Regions from separate parts of the Homo sapiens genome. Here region 2 is linked to region 1. A link is an interaction called in ENCODE POLR2A ChIA-PET data of the cell type or tissue named here. Cell type or tissue: PC-9. All regions are shown on one strand. Links, peaks and the distances in the headings refer to the core of each region. The heading gives the core; the rest is flanking DNA. Region 1 overlaps PPP2R5C (protein phosphatase 2 regulatory subunit B'gamma). Region 2 has its middle 14 kb from the start of WDR20.

What was found. ChIA-PET counts read pairs that join two places held together with the same protein. Peaks named below come from ENCODE experiments on the same cell type or tissue, not always from the same donor. Only the 100,000 strongest peaks of a DNase experiment are listed, where the experiment ranks them.
Region 2: POLR2A ChIA-PET joins it to region 1 with 11 read pairs; 6 of 35 experiments call an interaction of 5 or more read pairs at or near these places.

What each region holds. Positions count from the first base shown.
Region 1 is chr14:101,775,370-101,784,591 of GRCh38, forward strand. All of the region lies in intron 2 of PPP2R5C (protein phosphatase 2 regulatory subunit B'gamma), which reads left to right. Among named protein-coding and RNA genes, the nearest start is that of PPP2R5C, 18 kb to the left of the region's middle. RefSeq lists a silencer at 6,267-6,536. In PC-9, for the core only: no CTCF peak of the experiment used is centred there; no DNase peak of the experiment used is centred there.
Region 2 is chr14:102,120,851-102,130,072 of GRCh38, forward strand. It overlaps a transcript of HSP90AA1 not described here. Among named protein-coding and RNA genes, the nearest start is that of WDR20, 14 kb to the right of the region's middle. In PC-9, for the core only: no CTCF peak of the experiment used is centred there; DNase peaks (open chromatin) are centred at 3,781, 4,781 and 5,381; H3K4me3 peaks cover 1,241 bases; H3K27ac peaks cover 3,555 bases.

The sequences.
Region 1 (9,222 bases), core at 332-8,331:
TCCATGAAATATTTCAAAGTAGAGAAACTAATAGACTTCCATGTATCTGCTGCACAGATTGCCTTTTACTCCCAATATACTGGGGTGCTGTTGCCTGGCTGCACGGAAGGTTGTGGGGTGTGAGGGCACTTGGACATTCGGGCTTGCTGTGTCTCTGTTAGAAACTAATGGGGCGTTGTCCCTGAGCGTGAGGGACACCTCTGGCATCTTGTTTCCTCTACCTGAGGAAGTGCAGCCATGCTTGTTGGGAAGACTTGGGAGAGGACCATGTACCACTGAGGCAGGTAACACCCTTTGCCTCTGTACCTCCCTGTGGGCCTGGCAGTGGGGCTGGGCCCAGGGCCAGCAGTCCACCTACCCTGGCTAGGAACCTGAACTCCTGCATAATTTCAAGGCCCTTCTGGGCAACACCTTGCCTTGCCATGTGGACTGGCCACCTCATCTTTCCTTGTCTCCAGACACCCCCACCACCTCCTTCCCCCAGCCAGAGACTCCAGAATCCCAGATCCTCACAGCAAGACACATCCTCCCCCAGGGACCCCGTGTCTGTTCAGTGGAGAGGCTCTGGGAAGGGGAGGGAACGACTTCCTCTTTATTCCCGTAGCTTCCATTTGAGTGGCCGACAAGTGTCTCAAATAGCATTTCAGATTGTGCCCCCCCCCCACTCCACCCCCGCCTTCCTCCTAGAAAATGCAGCTGGTGCTCGTGTGCAGCCACTGTTCAGACACGTGGAGGCCACAGTGCTCGCTTGGAACCCTCTGGGACCACCGACTTTCAGTGGCTTCTACTGAAGGGAAGGGCCGACTATTTTGATTTGGGTTTGACAGATAATACTGAGTTTGAAAAATAATTTCCCATCATTAAGCCAGACATCAAGAGGCCAAAGTAAATTCTAGGTCATCTCTCCCCTCACTGAGTGAGTTCCCTGTAACCAGCATTCCAGAAGAGGGCGAAAGGGGAAGAATCAAGTCCTTTTTTTTTAGATGTTGCCCAAACCAGATCGCTAAACAGTATCATACCTTTTTACTGCGATTTCTTATCATTTTAAGATAGATACCCAGTTTTTATTTTAGGAGTAAACACTTAAACTGAGGAAGCACACCTGTTGTTTCTCACTTCCTATTCAGCCAACACTAATGCCTTCTCTGTACTGAGAACAGCTGATCCTCCCAAAGCGTGTGTGTCTCCCTGTCTTCGTGGGGCCCTTGCTGTTCTCACCATAAGCCCAGAAGACTCAAGGATGCTCAGCGGGTCGTGCAGCCCTCTCCACCACCTATTCCAGAAAGTCCTCCTCACCCTAAAAGGAAGCCCCATTCCCACCAGCAGTCACTCCTCACTCCCCTTCCCCCAGCCTCTAGCAGCTACCAGTCTGCTCTCTGTAGATGTGCCGATTCTGAATAGTTCATAGAAATGGAATCATGCAATATTTGTCCTTCTGTGTCTGGCTTCCTTTACTTCGCAGAATGCTTTCAAGGTCCATCCATGTTGTAGCGTGCGTCATACCTCATTCCCTTTTTTTTTTTTTTTTTGAGATGGAGTCTTGCTCTGTCGCCCAGGCTGGAGTGCAATGGCGTGATCTCGGCTCACTGCAACCTCCACCTCCCGGGTTCAAGCAATTCTCCTGCCTCAGCCTCCCGAGTAGCTGGGACTACAGGTGCACACCACCATGCCCAGCTAATTTTTGTATTTTTAGTAGAGACAGGGTTTCACCATGTTGGCCAGGATGGTCTCGAGCTCCTGACCTCGTGATCCGCCCGCCTCGGCCTCCCAAACGCTCGTTCCTTTTTATAGCTAATATTCTATTGTTTGGATATAGCACATTTCATTTCATCAGTTGATGGATATTTGAGTTGTTTCTACCTTTTGGCTATTGTGAATAATGCGCTGTGAACATTGTGTACCGATTTTTGTTTGAACACTTGTTTTCAGTTCTTTTGGGTATATGCCTAGGAGTGAGATTGCTGGGTCATATGGATGGTCATTTTTGTTTGTGTGTTTAAGACAGAGTCTCGCTCTGTTGCCCAGGCTGGAGTATAGTGGCGCCATCTCAGCTCACTGCAACCTCTAACTCCTGGGTTCAAGCGATTCTCCTGCCTCAGCCTCCCAAGTAGCTGGGATTACAGGCAAGCACCACCATGCCCGGCTAATTTTTGTATTCTTAGTAGGGATGGGGTTTCACCATGTTGGCCAGGCTGGTCTCAAACTTCTGACCTCAGGTGATCCACCCATCTCGGCCTCCCAAGGTGCTGGGATTACAAGCTTGAGCCACCATACCTGGCTTTGGATGGTAATTTTATGTTTAACTTGCCGAAGAACCACCAAACTGTTTTCCATATCAGCTGCCCCATTTTACATTCTCACCAGCAATATACAAGGGTTCCAATTGTAGTTCCACGTCCTTTATGACCCTTGTTTTTTGTTGAGACAGGGTCTCATTCTGTCACCTAGACTGGAATGCGATGGTACAATGATGGCTCACTGCAGCCTTGAACTCCTGGGCTCAAGCTGTCCTCTCGCCTCAGCTTCCTGAGTAGCTGGGACTACAGGTGCATGCCACCATACCTGGCTATTTTTTTTTAATGTAGAAAAGGGGTCTCACTATATTGCCCAGACTGGTCTTGAACTTACGGGCTTAAGCAATCCTCCTGCCTCAGCCTCCCAAAGTGCTGGGGTTAGAGGCATGAGCCATGGTGCCTGGCCATGCTAACAAGTTATTTTTCAGTTTGAAAAAGAATAGGTATCCCAGCAGGTGTGAAGTAGTATGTCATTGTAATTTTCATTTACATTTACCTAACATCTAAAGGTGGTGAGCATCTTTTCATGTGCTTGTTTGGCCATTTGTATATCTTTTTTGGTGAAATGCCTGTTCAAGTCCTTTGCCCATTTTTTAATCGGGTTTTCTTTTTGTTATTGAGTTGTTAGAGTTCTTTTCATATTCTGGATACTAGACCCTTATATAATTTGCAAATATGTTCTCCCATTCTGTGGGTTTTTTCACTTTCTTGATAGTATCCTTTGCACAAAAATGTTTAATTTTTATGAAGTCTGGTTTATCTGTTTTCTTTTTAGTTGCTTGCACCCTTGGTGTCATAGCTAAGAAACCATTATCAAATCCAGGGTCATGAAGCTTTACCTTTGTATTCTTCTAAGAGTTGTGTGGTTTCAGCTCTTCTGTTTAGGTTTGTGATTCATGTTGAAATCGTTTTTTTCCTGTGGTGTGAGGGGGGATCCACCTTTATTCTTGTCCATATGGCTCTCCAGTTGTCCCAGCATCATTTGTTAAAGACGCTGTTCTTTCCCTGGTGAATGGGCTTGGCTCTCAATTTTATTCCATCAATCTGTATGTCTGTCCTTATGCCAGTATCATACTACCTTGAGCCAGATGCACTTTTAAAAGATCCAAGGCTGGGTGCGGTGGCTCACCACACCTGTAATCCTAGCACTTTTGGGAGGCCACAGCAGATTGGATTGCTTGAGCTTAGGAGTTCAAGACCTGCCTGGACAACATAGTGAGACCTTGTCTCTACAAAAAATACAAAAATTAGCCAGATGTGGTGGTGAGTGCCTGTAGACTAAGCTACTCAGGAGGCTGAGGGAGGAGAATCATTTGAGCCCAGCAGGTTGAGGTTGCAGTGAGCTGTGGTTGTGCAATTGCACTCCAGCCTGAGTGACAGACAGACCCTGTCTCAAAAAAATTAAAAATAAAAATAAAGTATCTGAAAAGACATACAAAACTAGGTTTTGTCTGGGAGGACAAGTAGTTTGGTATTGCTGGAACATCAAGTGTGCATGGAAGTGGTTGTGTGAAGGCTGGAATTAAGGACGTGAGAGACAGTGACTGTGTGAAGGAGACGCAGCAAGCTCCGGAGCCTGCCTGAGTGTTGGCAGATAACGGGGACATGAGATGTGTCCATGCTCTCAACAAGCTCAGAATCTCTTTGTAGAAGCAGACATGGGATTCCAAGCCTGATGGAAGTGTAAGGGAACCCCCTTAAGAACACTGAGGAGATGGTGGGGCCTGGCTGCGTGTATGAGTGGGGAAAACATTAAAGAGAATGGCATTTGAGCTAGAACTGAAGGCTGAGTAGATCAAAAGCTTTGTGTGGGGGTGAGAGTTTGGGAACGGGAAGAGGGCATTTCATGCTGAAGAAACAGGCATTGAAACAGGGCAGGGTCAGAGAACATTTGAGAATCTGAGAGTGGCCCAGCATTCCTGAAATAAAGGAGAGACTCATCTCTCCCATACATTGAGAGATGAGTCCTGGAAAAATAAGTGTGGGGGAGACAGCGGCTGAGCTCAAACCCCATGCTACGGAGTTTGAACTTTCTCCCGCAGGCAGTGGGGAGCCACTGGCATCTTGTGAGCAGGGGAATGGTCTGATGGACCTTTAGAAAGGTCAGTCCAATAACAGTATGAAAATATGATTGGAGGCAGCTGTGCTCACCACTGTACCACCAACACTGAAAATACGATTGGGAGAAAGATGAGGGAAGGTGTTCTGATTGTCTGGTCTATAGAGGCTGGGGTTAATGCAGGGAGGAATAACGTGTTCATTTGGACTATTTTCACATACATAGTAGTCGAGGGAATCATATAGGGAAGCCCCAGGTCCCCATTGCCCAGCCTTGGCCATCATCCACTGCAACCCATCTTGTCTTATCCAGGCCTCCTCCTCCATATGCATGGCCCTCTCTTCACACTACATTATTTTGAAGCAAATCTCAGTCATCGTATTTTATTTGTAAGTCCCACCTGTGGTATCCTCCAACAAGGACTCCAAGAACCAGAACGTGATTGCCTCACCTAAAAATATTAACTGCAATTCCTTACTCTCAGGAGTAAGCATTAAATCTCCCCTCCCCTCCTCCCTTTTTCATTTGGTTGGTTTGGGTCCTGAATTGAATTGAGTCCTGAGATCCAAATCAGGTACACACATTACACTAGGTTGTGATATGTGCTGGTTCCTCCTCTCCTTTTTCTCCTTGCAATTTAATTGTTAAATCAGGTTGTTCCCATACGTTTGAGAGATATGATAGTCAACCAAGGGTGATTTTGCCCCCCAAGGGACATTTGGCAATGTTTGGAGACGCTCTTAGTTGTCGCCGCTTGGGGGGAGGGGCTGCTTGCATGTAACAGGGCCCACAGCAGAGGCTCACCTGGGCTGAAGTGTGGTGGCTCGACTGCCCGGTGCTGCGGGAGGACACCTCCTGCCATTCCCCCACGTTCCCTGGTTCCCTGCGTCCAGATCGCTTTGCTTTTGGTTAACACACTCCTCTCTCTCTTGTATTTTCCTAAGAACTGGTGGTTAGACCTCAGGGCTTGATCAGGTTCAGGCTGGACTTTCCGGCATTAAAAATACTTCTTAAGTGGCATATCACTTAGTCCTTGGCACATAAGTGGTGGCAGTTTGTTCCGTTTACGATAAAATTGCAGAAAGGGAGGATTTTGAGAGGCACTGGAGCATGGAATTGCTCCGGTGTGAGGTGTAAGGGGGAAGTTGGGGTCCAGCATTTGGCTCAACCCCAGACCCAGAGTCCAGGGACTGAGGCTGGGGCTTGGCTGCAGCACTGACTGGGTGATTTCAGGCGCTCACCCCACAGCCTGAGCCTTGCTTTCCTCTCTGTAAGCTAAGGATGCGCCAGCTCGGCCTGAACCATGGAATGCAGCGTGGGGCAGCCGCTCCCCAGCCTTCCTCCCTAGCCGTCTCCCTCCAGCTACAGGTGCCTTGCGGTGCCGCCACTGGAGGAGTCTTTGCAGGTTTATGGGACATCAGAGCAGGGAGGGAGCCGGGTGTCGGGGCTGCGGCAGGGTCCCCACCGGGCTGTCCACGAACCAGCGAACCAGCGGTGTTGGTGGTGTCTGGTGCCCAGGAGGAGGGCTTGTTTACAGCTGCCGTATTTCCCGGGACCCTGGCTTCTGTCCTCAGGGACCCCTTCAGACCTTCCCCACCCTCCGAAGCCTCAACCCGCCCTGCGCCTCCCGGTGGCACAGCGACCTTGGCGGCTTTGGCCCCTGAGCCGCTAGGCTGCCAAGGCGCGCTGTGCGCGTGGGGCCAGGCTCGACCTCACTCCTGTTGTCGCTGCAGACCCGCGTGGGCTCCCGCCGGGCCCTCCTGCCGCCCCCCAGCCTCCCCGCCCCTGCCCTTGCCAGCCTGCGCCTTCCTGGGCGCCTGACGCACCCCTCTGCCCCAACCACGTTTTCTCAAGAGTGTTGTCTGTCCCGGCCTTCCAAGGAGACCCTTAGCTCCCGCCGGCCGCCTCCGGAGCCTCCGGCATGGGCCCCAGGCCGGGGTCCCGCCTTTGCCCCGGCCTCCGCTGCCTCGCCCCGGAGCCCGGAGGAGGGGAGCCGGCCACCCGGGGAAGAAGCGGAGGACGCCGATCTGGCCTCCTGCGTTGCGCGCTCCAACCCTCTGCTTGGCCGCCCGCGAACCGCGCTCTCCCGTTTCCTTTCCGTCCCGTCTCGGGGGCTTCATCCTCCAGCCGTGGCCGTGGCCGTGGCCAGGTGTACCGGAGCGGCACCCAGGAGCCCGCCCTAGCACCCGCTCCCGCTCCCACCTCGTCTGCGCCCACCCGCTCTGGGCAGCTGCTCCCAAGGGAGCCCCTCGCCCTCTCTCTCTCCTTCCCTCATTCCCTTCATCCTTCTCTCCCTGTGTGCCTCCTTCCCTCCCTCCCTCTCTCCCCCTTCTCTCTTTCTCCCTCTCCCACTCCCTCTCTCCCCACCCTTTCTTCCCCTCCCCCCTCCCCCTCCCCCTTCTTCCCCTCCCCCTCCCCATCCCTCTCTCTCCCCTCTCTCTTTTTCCCCCTCCCCCTCCCTCTCTTTCCTCTTTCTCTCTCCCCCTCCCCCTCCCTCTCTCCTCCCTCTCTCTTTCTCCCCCTTCCCCCTCTCTCCCCCCCTTTCTCCCCATTCCCCTCCCTCTCTCCCCCTTCCCCTCCCTCTCTCCCCCTTCCCCTCCCTCTCCCCCTTCCCCTCCCTCTCTCCCCTTCTCTCTCTCTTTCTCCCCTTCCCTCTCTCTCCCCTCTGGCTCTTTCTCCCCTTCCCTCTCTCTCCCCCCCTTTCTCCCCATTCCCCTCCCTCTCTCCCCCTTCCCCTCCCTCTCTCCCCCTTCCGCTCCCTCTCCCCCTTCCCCTCCCTCTCTTTCCTCTTTCTCTCTCCCCCTCCCCCTCCCTCTCTCCTCCCTCTCTCTTTCTCCCCTTCCCTCTCTCTCCCCCCCTTTCTCCCCATTCCCCTCCCTCTCTCCCCCTTCCCCTCCCTCTCTCCCCCTTCCCCTCCCTCTCCCCCTTCCCCTCCCTCTCTCCCCTTCTCTCTCTCTTTCTCCCCTTCCCTCTCTCTCCCCTCTGTCTCTTTCTCCCCCCCTTTCCACTTTCTCTCTTTCTCCCCCCTTCCCCTCCCTCTCTCTCCCCTCTCTCTTTCTCCCCTTCCCCCTGCCTCTCTTTCCCCTTTCTCTCTTGTTCTCCCCCTTCCCCTCCCTCTCTCCTCCCTCTCTTTTCCTCCTCCCCCCTTCCCCTCCCTCTTTCTCCCCCTCTGCCCTCTCCCCCTTCCCCCTCCCCTCCCTCTCCCTCTCTCTTTCTCCCCCTCCCTCTCTGCCCCCCTCTCTCCCTCTCCCCCCTCCCTTCCCCCTCCCCCTCCCCCTCCCCTCTCTCTTTCTCTTCCTCCCTCTCTCCTCCTCTCTTTGTCCCTCTCCCCCTCTCTCTTTCTCCCCCTCTTTTCTCTCTACCCCCTCTTTTTCCCCCTCCCCCTCTCTCTCTCCTCCTCTCTCTTTCTCCCCCCTTCTCCCCCTCTCCCCCTCCCCCTCCCTCTCTCCCCATTTCTCTTTCTCCCCTCCCCCTCTCTCTCTCCCCCCCCTTTCTCCCCCTCTCTTTCCCCCTCCCTCTCTCCCACTCTCTCTCCTTCTCCCCCTCTCTGAGCCCAGGTTCTTGGTGGCATCTGCTTTGGGCAGCTCTGCAGCTCCTTCCTCAGGGAGATCACCTCACCTTCCCAGGGACAGACAATGTCTCATGCGGAGAGGCCCTGCCCTCCTGAGCTGATGTCCCATCGGGGAGGAAGATGCCCCCTCAGAGTTGGTGGGAGCACCAGGTCACGGTGTTGTGGGGCAGGCAGCTGGTGGCTGGGCTGGGCAGAGCAGGCAGACTGGCTCCTCTCTCTGGTCTTGGCCCTGACGAGAGAATGGAGTGGGGCATGGTGGCCAAAAGGCCAAGGGCCCCTTTGGAACTGTGCCCGAGGGCTGACTTATTTTCTCAGGGGCAGAAGCCTATCCTCAGTGTGTCCCCATGGCAGTCAAGACCCATGGACTTGCTTCCCAGCCCCCTAGGCTGGGCCACCTTCCATGCAGCCGACCTTCCAGCGGGGGTCAGAAGCCACGGGGGAGCCCTGTCATTGGCCTCTACCCAAGGTCCTCGCTGTGAGTGCTGGGCTGGCACTATAGTGAAATAAAAAGGAGATGGAGAACATTATCTACTGGAACACGCACGTATGTGACTGAACATCTAAAGCCAGGACAGCTCCTAGGAGCAGCTCCTCCAGACTGTGGAATCAATGCCAGGGGCACCCAGAGAAGGCGGAGCAGAAACCTGTCTAACTGGGGGATTCTGTGGAGGAGCTGGTTATGGAGGGGCTTTTAGGGAAGAAAGACCCAGGCTTTCATGGCAAAAGATTGACAGATGTCAAGCTCAGAGCCCAAGAAAGTACCTTTTGAGGAAAAAGCCACAGACTGAGGGAGAGAAGGGAACCGAGACCCCTGCCTCCCAGGTCAGAGGCTGCCTGCTGTTCCGGGCAGTCTGTCACATGAGACAGCTCTTTCCAGGCATTCCTAAGCACCTTAGTAGAAAGTAAAGCAGCTCTTATTGCTTATGAAAATTTCATTCAAGGATGAGAACAAATTAATGTCTGGGGCTGGAGTTGGTGTGTCTGCTCTCCTTGGCCCTAAACTAGGTAGGTTTGTGTCTCCAGGATGGAGTCTATATTAGTTCATTTTCACACAGCTATAAAAAACTACCTGAGATTGGGTAATTTATAAACAAAAGATGTGTAATTGACTCACAGTTTCACCTAGCTGGGGAGGCCTCAGGAAACTTACCATCATGGCAGAAGGTGAAGGGGAAGCAAGGCACTTCTTACACGGCAGCAGGAGAGAGAGAGAAAGTGGGGGGGGGGAACTGCCAAACACTTGTAAGTCATCAGATCTCCTGAGAACTCACTCACTATCACAAGAACAGCAGGGGGGA
Region 2 (9,222 bases), core at 692-8,691, 350 kb after region 1:
TCGCTTGAACTCAGGAGGTGGAAGTTGCAGTGAGCTGAGATTGCACCACTGCACTCCAGCCTGGGCAACAAGAGCTAGACTCAGTCTCAAAAAAAAAAAATTTCTGCTTTTCAGAAAATGAAATATTATACATACTAATCTGCAACATACACACACACACACACACACACATACACACACACACACACACACGTAAAGTTGAGACAGGGTCTTGCTCTGTGGCCCAGGCTGGAGTGCAATGGTGTGATCATGACTCACTGCAGCTTCAACCCCCTGGGCTTAAATGATTGATGCTCCTGCCTCAGCCTTCCAAAGTGCTAGGATACAGGTGTGAGCCACCACACCAGGCCTGTATTTTTCATTTAATATATTTTGGATATGTTTTCATGTCAGTATATGTAAGTTTATGAATTCATTGTTTAACAGCTGTAAAGTATGTCATTTCCATAATTTATTTATTGAATTCTCTATTGATGGGTACTTAGATTATTGCCAATTTTTCACTATTAAGAACAATGCTTTGGTGAAAATCCTTATACACATAATCTTTGTACATTTATGCGGGTAAATTCCTAGAACTTGAGTTGAGTCAAATCACATAACTACAATAAGTATTTTGACAGAAATGATCAAATTGCCCTCCAAATAAATAACAGCAACTTGCATTCTCACTAATGGAAAATCAAAATGCCTGTTTTTTTTCTCACCAAGTATGTGAACCCATCCTGTTTCTTAATACTTGTGCCAACATTAACATCTGTGCTAACACTATTATCAATTTTATATTGATAATTGATATTTTCCAATGTGATAGTAAAAAATAGTTTCAATTTGCATTTCTTTAGTTATTAGAAAACAATGAGCACCCTGGAGTGGGGAAATTCTTTCTAGGCATGACAGGAAACTCAGAAGTCATCAACAAAAATCCTAATGAATGCAACTTTTGTGAATTGCTTGCTTATGTCCTTTGCCTATTTTTTTCTACTGGGTTTTCTTTCTAATTGCTCGAAATAAGTTTTTATTATTAAGGATGTTAATCCCTTGCCATATGTGTTGTGAATATTTTTTCCAAGGTTGTTGTCTTTTCATATGGTGTCTTGTGCCATGCAAGACATAAAATAAAAATATCCTATGGCTTCTGAATTTTGGGCTATGTTTAGAAAAGCTTTCCTCACTTCAAGATTATAAATATATTTATTCAAGTCATTTCTTTCTCTTATGGTTATTTTTTATATTAAAATCTTTGCTCTATCTGGAGTTTATTTTGGAGTGAGGAGGGAAGTAGGAATCCAATTTTAAAATTATAAATGGTTAGTTGGTTGTTCCAATACCTCTTCTTAAATTAATCCTGCCATCTCTATCATATGTCCATTTTTATTGGGGTCTAATTCTGTACTTATTCCATTTTAGGAAAAGGATCTGTTTAAAGACTTTTTTTTTTTTTTTTTTTGACGGAGTCTCGCTCTGTCGCCCAGGCTGGAGTGCAGTGGTGTGATCTTGGCTCAGTGCAAGCTCCACCTCCCAGGTTCACAACATTCTCCTACCTCAGCCTCCCGAGTAGCTGGGACTACAGGTGCCCACAACCACACCCGGCTAATTTTGTTGTGTTTTTAGTAGAGACGGGGTTTCACTGTGTTAGCCAGGATGGTCTTGATCTCCTGATCTTGTGATCCACCTGCCTCGGCCTCCCAAAGTGTTGGGATTATAGGCGTGAGCCACTGTGCCCAGCTTAAGAGGTTTTATAATACATATTAATATTTGGGAGGCAAGTCCCCCCACTCCACTCCTGCCATTACTCTTCTTTTTCTTTTTTTTATTTTTTATATATATTTTTTGAGACAGAGTCTCACTCTGTTGCCCAGGCTGGAGCGCAAGGGTTCGATCTCAGCTCACTGCAACCTCTGCCTCCTGGGTTCGAGCGATTCTCCTGTTTCAGCCTCCCGAGTAGCTGGGATTACAGGTGCCTGCCACCATGCCCAGCTGATTTTTGTATTTTTAGTAGAGACGGGGTTTCACCACGTTGGCCAGGCTGGTCTCGAACTCCTGACCTCAGGTGATCCACCCGCCTCAGCCTCCCTAAGTGCTGGGATTATAGGCATGAGCCACTGCGCCCAGCCAATACTCTTCTTTTTCATAGTGATTCTTAAATGCTTATTCCAAATGAAACTTAGAATAATTCTGACAAACTGTAAATAAAATTCTGTTGATTTTGATTTGGCCTGAATTCAACTTACACACTGATCCAGACAGAACTGTCATTTTGGCCAGGCACAGTGGCTCATGCCTGTAATCCCAGTATTTTGGGAGGCCAAGGTGGGTGGATCACCTGAGGTCAGGAGTTCGAGACCAGCTTGACCAAGATGGTGAAACCCCATTTCTACTAAAAATACAAAAAATTAGCCGAGCGTGGTGGTAGGCCCCTGTAATCCCAGCTACTTGAGAGGGTTAGGCAGAATTGCTTTAACCTGGGAGGCAGTAGTGAGCCAAGATCACAACCACTGCACTCCAGTCTGGGCAACAGAGCGAGACTCGGTCTAAAAAAAGAAAGACAAAAAACAAAAACAAAAACAAAAAACCCTGTCATTTCTACAATGTTGAGTCTTGTTACCTAAGAATGAGGTGTTTTAATTATTTTGTTTCTTCAGAATTTAAGAGTGCTCTTCAAGTAGTTTCTAAAACCTTGTGGTTTTTTTTTTCTTTTTTTTTTAAGAGATTGCATCTCACTATGTTGTCCAGGCTGGTCTCAAACTCCTAGCCTCAAGGGATCCTCCCGCCTTGGTCTCCTACAGTACTAGGATTACAGGCATAAGCCACTATGTCCAGATAGTTTATGAACATGTTCTAAATATATTCAGAGAAACTGTGTGGTTCATCTCAGGGGGCACCATTCACACTGCAGTCAATGAAATTAAAGGCACCCCCCACTTCCCTGTGAGATGTATACTAGCAACCGTGTTTTTTTTAATTGAGACAGGGTCTCATTCTGCCAACCTAGGCTGGAGTGCAGGGGTGTAAACATGGCTTACTACAGCCTCAACCTCCTGGGCTCAGGCAATGATCCCACCTCAGCCTCCCCAGCAGCTGGGACTACAGGTGTGTGCCACCACACCTGGTTAATCTTTAAATTTTCTGAAGAGATGGCGCCTCCCTCTGTTGCCCAGGCTCCTCATGAACTCCTGGCCTCTGCCTCCCAAAATGCTGGGATTACAGGCGGAAACTACCACGTCCAGCCTATTTATCTTATTTTGTTATTGTGAATGTGACATTTTCTTCCATTATACTTAAATTAGTTACTATTTGACAGAGAAAGTAGAGACAGTTATTGATGTTTGAATGCTAATTTTTTTTTTTTTTTTTTTGAGATGGAGTTCCACTTTGTCTCCCAGGCTGGAGCACAATGGCACGATCTGGGCTCACTGCAACCTCTGCCTCCTGGGTTCAAGTGATTCTCCTGCCTCAGCCTCCCACATAGCTGGGATTACAGGTGCTCGCCACCATGCCCAGCTAATTTTTGTGTTTTTAGTAGAGGTGGGGGTTTCACCATGTTGGCCAGGTTGGTCTTGAACTCCTAACCTCAGGTGATCTGCCCACCCTGGCTTCCCAAAGTGCTGGGATTATAGGTGTGAGCCACTGTGCCTGGCCTGAATGCTACTTTTTAAATCTGCTATATTACATTGTCTATTGTTTCTTTTTTTCTTTTTTAGAGATGGGAGTCTAGCTATATCCCCCAGGCTGGAGTGCAGTGGCACTATCATGATTCACAATGTAAACTTGAACTCCTGGCCTCAAGCAATCCTCCTGCCTCAGCCTCCTGATTAGCTGGAATTACAGGTGTATACCACCATGCTTGGCTTCTTATTGTTTCTTACAGTTCTTCAGTTGATCCTCTTAGATTTCCAACATCTAATCATATATAAATAATAATTTCATTTAAAACTTTTATGTACTATACTGTCACAATATTAAATAATGTGATCATGAATAGAATTTATGTTATGTCTTTTGACCTTAAGTCCAGTGCTCTTTTTTGAGTATATATTCAATCCACTAAATAGTTATTGAGCACCAACAATCTATAAAGCATTGCTATAGATGAGAAAGACATGGTAAAAAGAAAAATCATTCAGTGCCCACATTCATAATCTTTATTTATTTTTTTGAGATGAAGTCTCACTCTGTTGCCTAGGCTGGAGTTCAGTGGTGTGATCACAGCTCACTGAAGCCTCAAACTCCTGGGTTCAAGCGATCCTCCCATCTCAGCCTCCCAAGTAGCTGGGACTATAGCCATGTATCACCATATCTAGTTAATTTTTATTTATTTTTTGTAGAGATGGGGGCTCCTTGTGTTGCCTAGGCTGGTCTCCAACTCCTGGGCTGAAGTGATCCGACTGCCTCAGCCTCCCAAAGTGCTGGGATTACAGGCATGAGCCACTGTGCCCAACCTCATAATCTTTTCTTATCCCAACAAACAGATCTAGAGCCACAATAAAAACCCAGTTGATAATTCTTGCAATGTTAAAACCTATCCAGCAAATTCAATATTCTATCCTACTAAACTGAAATGTGACCATATGCAAAAATTATTCTCCAAGGACAGGAGTGTTTCGTTTTTGTTATTTTTTAGGAAGAGGGAAGCAGAATGAGCTGGGACTAAGGAAGTGAGTGAACAATGGGCATGCTAAGTAGATATTTACCTGAAAGCCAAATACATAAAATAAACAAGGGGCTGAATCTCCCCCGCTCAGAAAGCTAGAAGCAGAGCTTTCTGAAAGCATGAGTAATGTGACCTAAGGCAGAGTTTAACCTCAGGGGGAAGGTATAAGAAAAGAAAGCATGCATGAGCATATTTTTAAGTCTGTGAACTGCAATCGTGTGTAGCGAACAACCTAGTGAGATGAGACAGCAATGTAATAAATGTCATAATAAAGTTAAGTATTAACATAAGGTGCTAAAAGAGAATCTTTCTCAAAGGTGAGTCACTCATTTGGCAAGTGTGTATTGAGTACCTATTGAATGTCAGGCCCCAATCTACACACGACATGCCAAACAAAAATAGGCAGGATCCCTATTATAAGCTTACGGTCTACTGAGGGAGGTGGCTTTTATTTAAGAAAACATATAAATATGTGTGTGTATGATGTATATATTATTAGAAATTGTGCTAAGTGCTATACGGGAAATAATTCCATGAGAAAATAAGGTGACATAACTTACATTTGGGGCCTCAGGGAAAGCCTCTCTGAGAAGGCAGCCTTTAAGTTGAAAAGTGAGGGATGAATAAGCAGAGAGCATACCAGGCAGGAGTGATTTTTGGAGTGAAGTCTTCTGGGATGAGCGGCCTTCTATTCCCTCTGATGAACAGAGAGGAAAGGGAATCTCACTTATGCAAAAGCATGAAAGCACAGGTGTGACAGGTATGAGGAACTACAAGTTACCATAGCTCAGTAAGGGGACACGTGGACATGGAAACACCAGGAAAAGAGAAAAACAAAACGCAAAAATATGAAGAAGATGGAAGAGGAACAAACTAGAAATCCAATTCAGTATGTGTTGATTATTTACTATGTGCTTAGCAATATCTTAGGGGATTCTTAAAGCGGAAAAAGAATGGCTCCTCCTCTCAAGAAACTCGGAGTCTAAATGGGTAGATACTGACTGCATCCTCGACTAGATTCTTTTTTTTTTTCTTTTTTGAGACGGAGTCTCGCTCTGTTCCCAGGCTGGAGTGCAGTGGCGCAACCACGACTCACTGCAAGCTCCGCCTCCCGGGTTCACGCCATTCTCTTGCCTCAGCCTCAAGAGTAGCTGAGACTACAGGCGCCCGCCACCACGCCCGGCTAACTTTGTTTTTGTACTTTTAGTAGAGATGGGGTTTCACGGTGTTAGCCAGAATGGTCTCGATCTCCTGACCTCGTGATCTGCCCGCCTAGGCCTCCCAAAGTCCTGGGACTACAGGCGTGAGCCACTGCGCCCGGCCGACTAGATTCTTTTAATATCATAAACTGTGTTTTTGTTTTCCCAATCAGTAACTCCTAAAATGAATTTTTAAATTAACAAATGAATCTTACTTCCTGCCACAGGCCCCAGCTACTACTTTACAGCAATCTATGGCTAAAAATCACTGTTTTACTGGCTGCTTCTCAAAAGGCCAATAATGCTGATGAGGCTCTTCAGAGAGTGAGAAGTACTTTTTTTTTTTTTTTAAATCACCTCTTCATAGCCTCCTCCCAATAAGTACTTATAATTATATATAAGTAACAAGTTAATTTTTTCTTTACATATAGCATACTAGCTCTTTAAAAAATCTCATCTTTCCTGTTTCAGGATCTCAGATAGAAAAAAGTTAGGAACTGTTATTGAGGCTATTAAGCTTGAACGTCCTTGCTCTAATCTTTGCAAAGATAAAACCCACAATGCTCATTAAGCTGCTTGGATAAGCTGTTGTTTTACTTCTTACTGGAGGAGCTTAACAATGAAAAACAAAGCTAGCATGAGTTCTATCTACAAAAAGTGATGTCCTAATTTGAATTCAGTTCTAACATACTGTAATAATTCAATTAGTTCTGTGACTGAGGCAGAATGTCCCAGCCTTATGACAGTTCTCTTATTTTCTTCCTGTATTTTCCCTTTATTACTATGGTTTGGAACCCACATTTCAGTCTTATCCCTAGAGTCTAAGATAATTAAAATAGCACACATGGAGTTATATTTATTTGAGGGGGTAGGAGACAGCTGTGACTCTTTCAAGGCTGGGACTGGAGACAGTAAGCAATAGGCAGAGGTGTTTTGTTTTATTATATATATACACATACATTTTTTGAGTCAAGGTCTTGTTCTGTGGCCCAGGCTGGAATGCAGTGTTATGAACACAGCTCACTGCAGCCTCAACTTTCTGGGCTCAAGCGATCCTCCCAACTCAGCCTCCCGAGTAGCTGGGACTACAAGTGTGTGTTGCCACGCCTGGCTAACCTTATTTTTATAGAGACAGGGCCTTGCTATGTTGCCAGGTTGGTTGTGACCTCTTGGGCTCTAGCTATCCTCTTGCCTCGGCCTCCCAAAGTGCTGGGATTATAGGTGTGAGCCACCACACCAGCCATGTTTTGTTTTTAATTGGAGAAAGAAGCAATTCTATTAACAATTACCAACACACTGCCAAACTCTCAAGCAGAAATGAACATTGGTTCTTCTGTGCTGCTCTCTTCTTTGCTCAGCAGGCTCATACTACATGGGAGGAGGCAGTGCAGTGTGGGAGTCTGCCCAGGAGAAACAGTAACTTGCTGCTGGAGCAGGGTGTCCTAGAGGAGACCAGGAATTTGTTACAAGAACATGGTGGAGAAATTGATCTTGAAAAGAAGAGGTGGCTGGGCACGGTGGCTCACACTTGTAATGCCAGCACTTTGGGAGGCCGAGGTGGGTGGATCACTTGAGGTCAGCAATTCAAGACCAGCCTGACCAACATGGTGAAACCCCGTCTCTACCCAAAATACAAAAATTAGGATGGGCGCAGTGGCTCACGCCTGTAATCCCAGAACTTTGGGAGGCCGAGGTGGGTGGATCACCTGAGGTCAGGGGTTCGAGACCAGCCTGGCCAACATGATGAAACCCCATCTCTACTGAAAACACAAAAAATTAGCTGGGCATGGTGGCGGGCGCCTGTAATCCCAGCTACTCGGGAGGCTGAGGCAGGAGATTGCTTGAACCCAGGAGGCAGAGGTTGCAGTAAGCCAAGATCGCACCATTGCACTCTAGCCTGGGCAGTAAGAGCAAAACTCCGTCTCGGAAAAAAAAAAAAAAAAAAAAAATTAGCCGGGTGTGATGGTGCATGCCTGTAGTACCAGCTACTCAGGAAGCTGAGACAGTGAATTGCTTGAACCCAGGAGGCGGAGGTTACAGGGAGCTGAGATCATGCCACTGCATTCCAGCGTGAGCCATATAGCGACACTCCATCTTAAGAAAAAAGAAAGAAAAGAAGAGAAGAGGTACTTCTTCTTTTAACCTAGAAGAATAAGAATGGGTTCAGATAGAGATAAGAAGGGAGGTATAAGTTGGAAGGTAAGAAATGAGAAAGGTTTATGCCTTACGGTGATTCCCAAGTTTTCTTGGTTCTCAGAGCCCTTAGTGTTTCAGAATTTCTTTATGGCGCTCCCTGGACCAATAGAAAAATCTAACAGTTCCATTTACCAGGTACAGTTCAAACAACCTAATAAGTAGTTATGCCTGGATAATTTAGCAGCTGTTTGAAAAATAAATTGAGCACTATAGATAGAGTGGCTCTAGTTTTGATTTTTTTTTTTTTTTTTTTTTGAGACGGAGTCTCACTCTGTCGCCCAGGCTGGAATGCAGTGGGGCAATCTCAGCTCACTGCAACCTCTGCCTCCAGGGTTCAAGCAATTCTCCTGTCAGCCTCCCGAGATTACTACAGGGGATTACTACAGGCATGTGCCACCACGCCCACCTGGCTAGGTTTGATTTTTTTTAACTGCACATATAATTCACCCAACGACTATTATTCAGTGGTTTCTGGTATATTCAGAACTGTGCAATTATCACCTCTAAAAGAAACCCTGGGCTCATTAGCAGTCACGACTCCTTCCCTGTCATTTCCCCATCCCTAGGCTACCACAAATCTACTTTCTGTCTCTATACTACATTCCTTTTTTTTTTTTTTTTGAGTTGGAGTCTTGCTGTGTCGCCCAGCCTAAAGTGCAGTGGCTTGATCTCAGCTCACTGCAGCCTCCGCCTCCCGGGTTCAAGCAATTCTCCTGCCTCAGCCTCTCGAGTAGCTAGAATTACAGGTGCACGCCACCATTCCCAGCTAATTTTTGTATTTTTTTAGTAGAGACGAGGTTTCACCGTGTTGGCTAGGCTGGTCTCGAACCCCTGACCATGTGATCTGCCTGCCTTGGCCTCCCAAAGTGCTGGGATTACAGGCGTGAGCCACCACGCCCGACAACTACATTCCTTTCTATCATAGCTGATTAATATTCCATTGTATGGATATACCACATTTTGTTTATCCATTCATTAGTTGATGGGCATTTGGTTTGTTTCCACTTTTTGGCTATTTTGAATAATGCCGCTGTGAACATTCACGTATAAGTTTTTGTGTGAAATTTTTTTTTTGTTTTGTTTTGTTTTGAGATGGAGTCTCGCTCTGTCGCCCAGGCTGAAGTGCAATGGTGTGATCTCGGCTCACTGCAACCTCCGCCTCCTGGGTTCAAG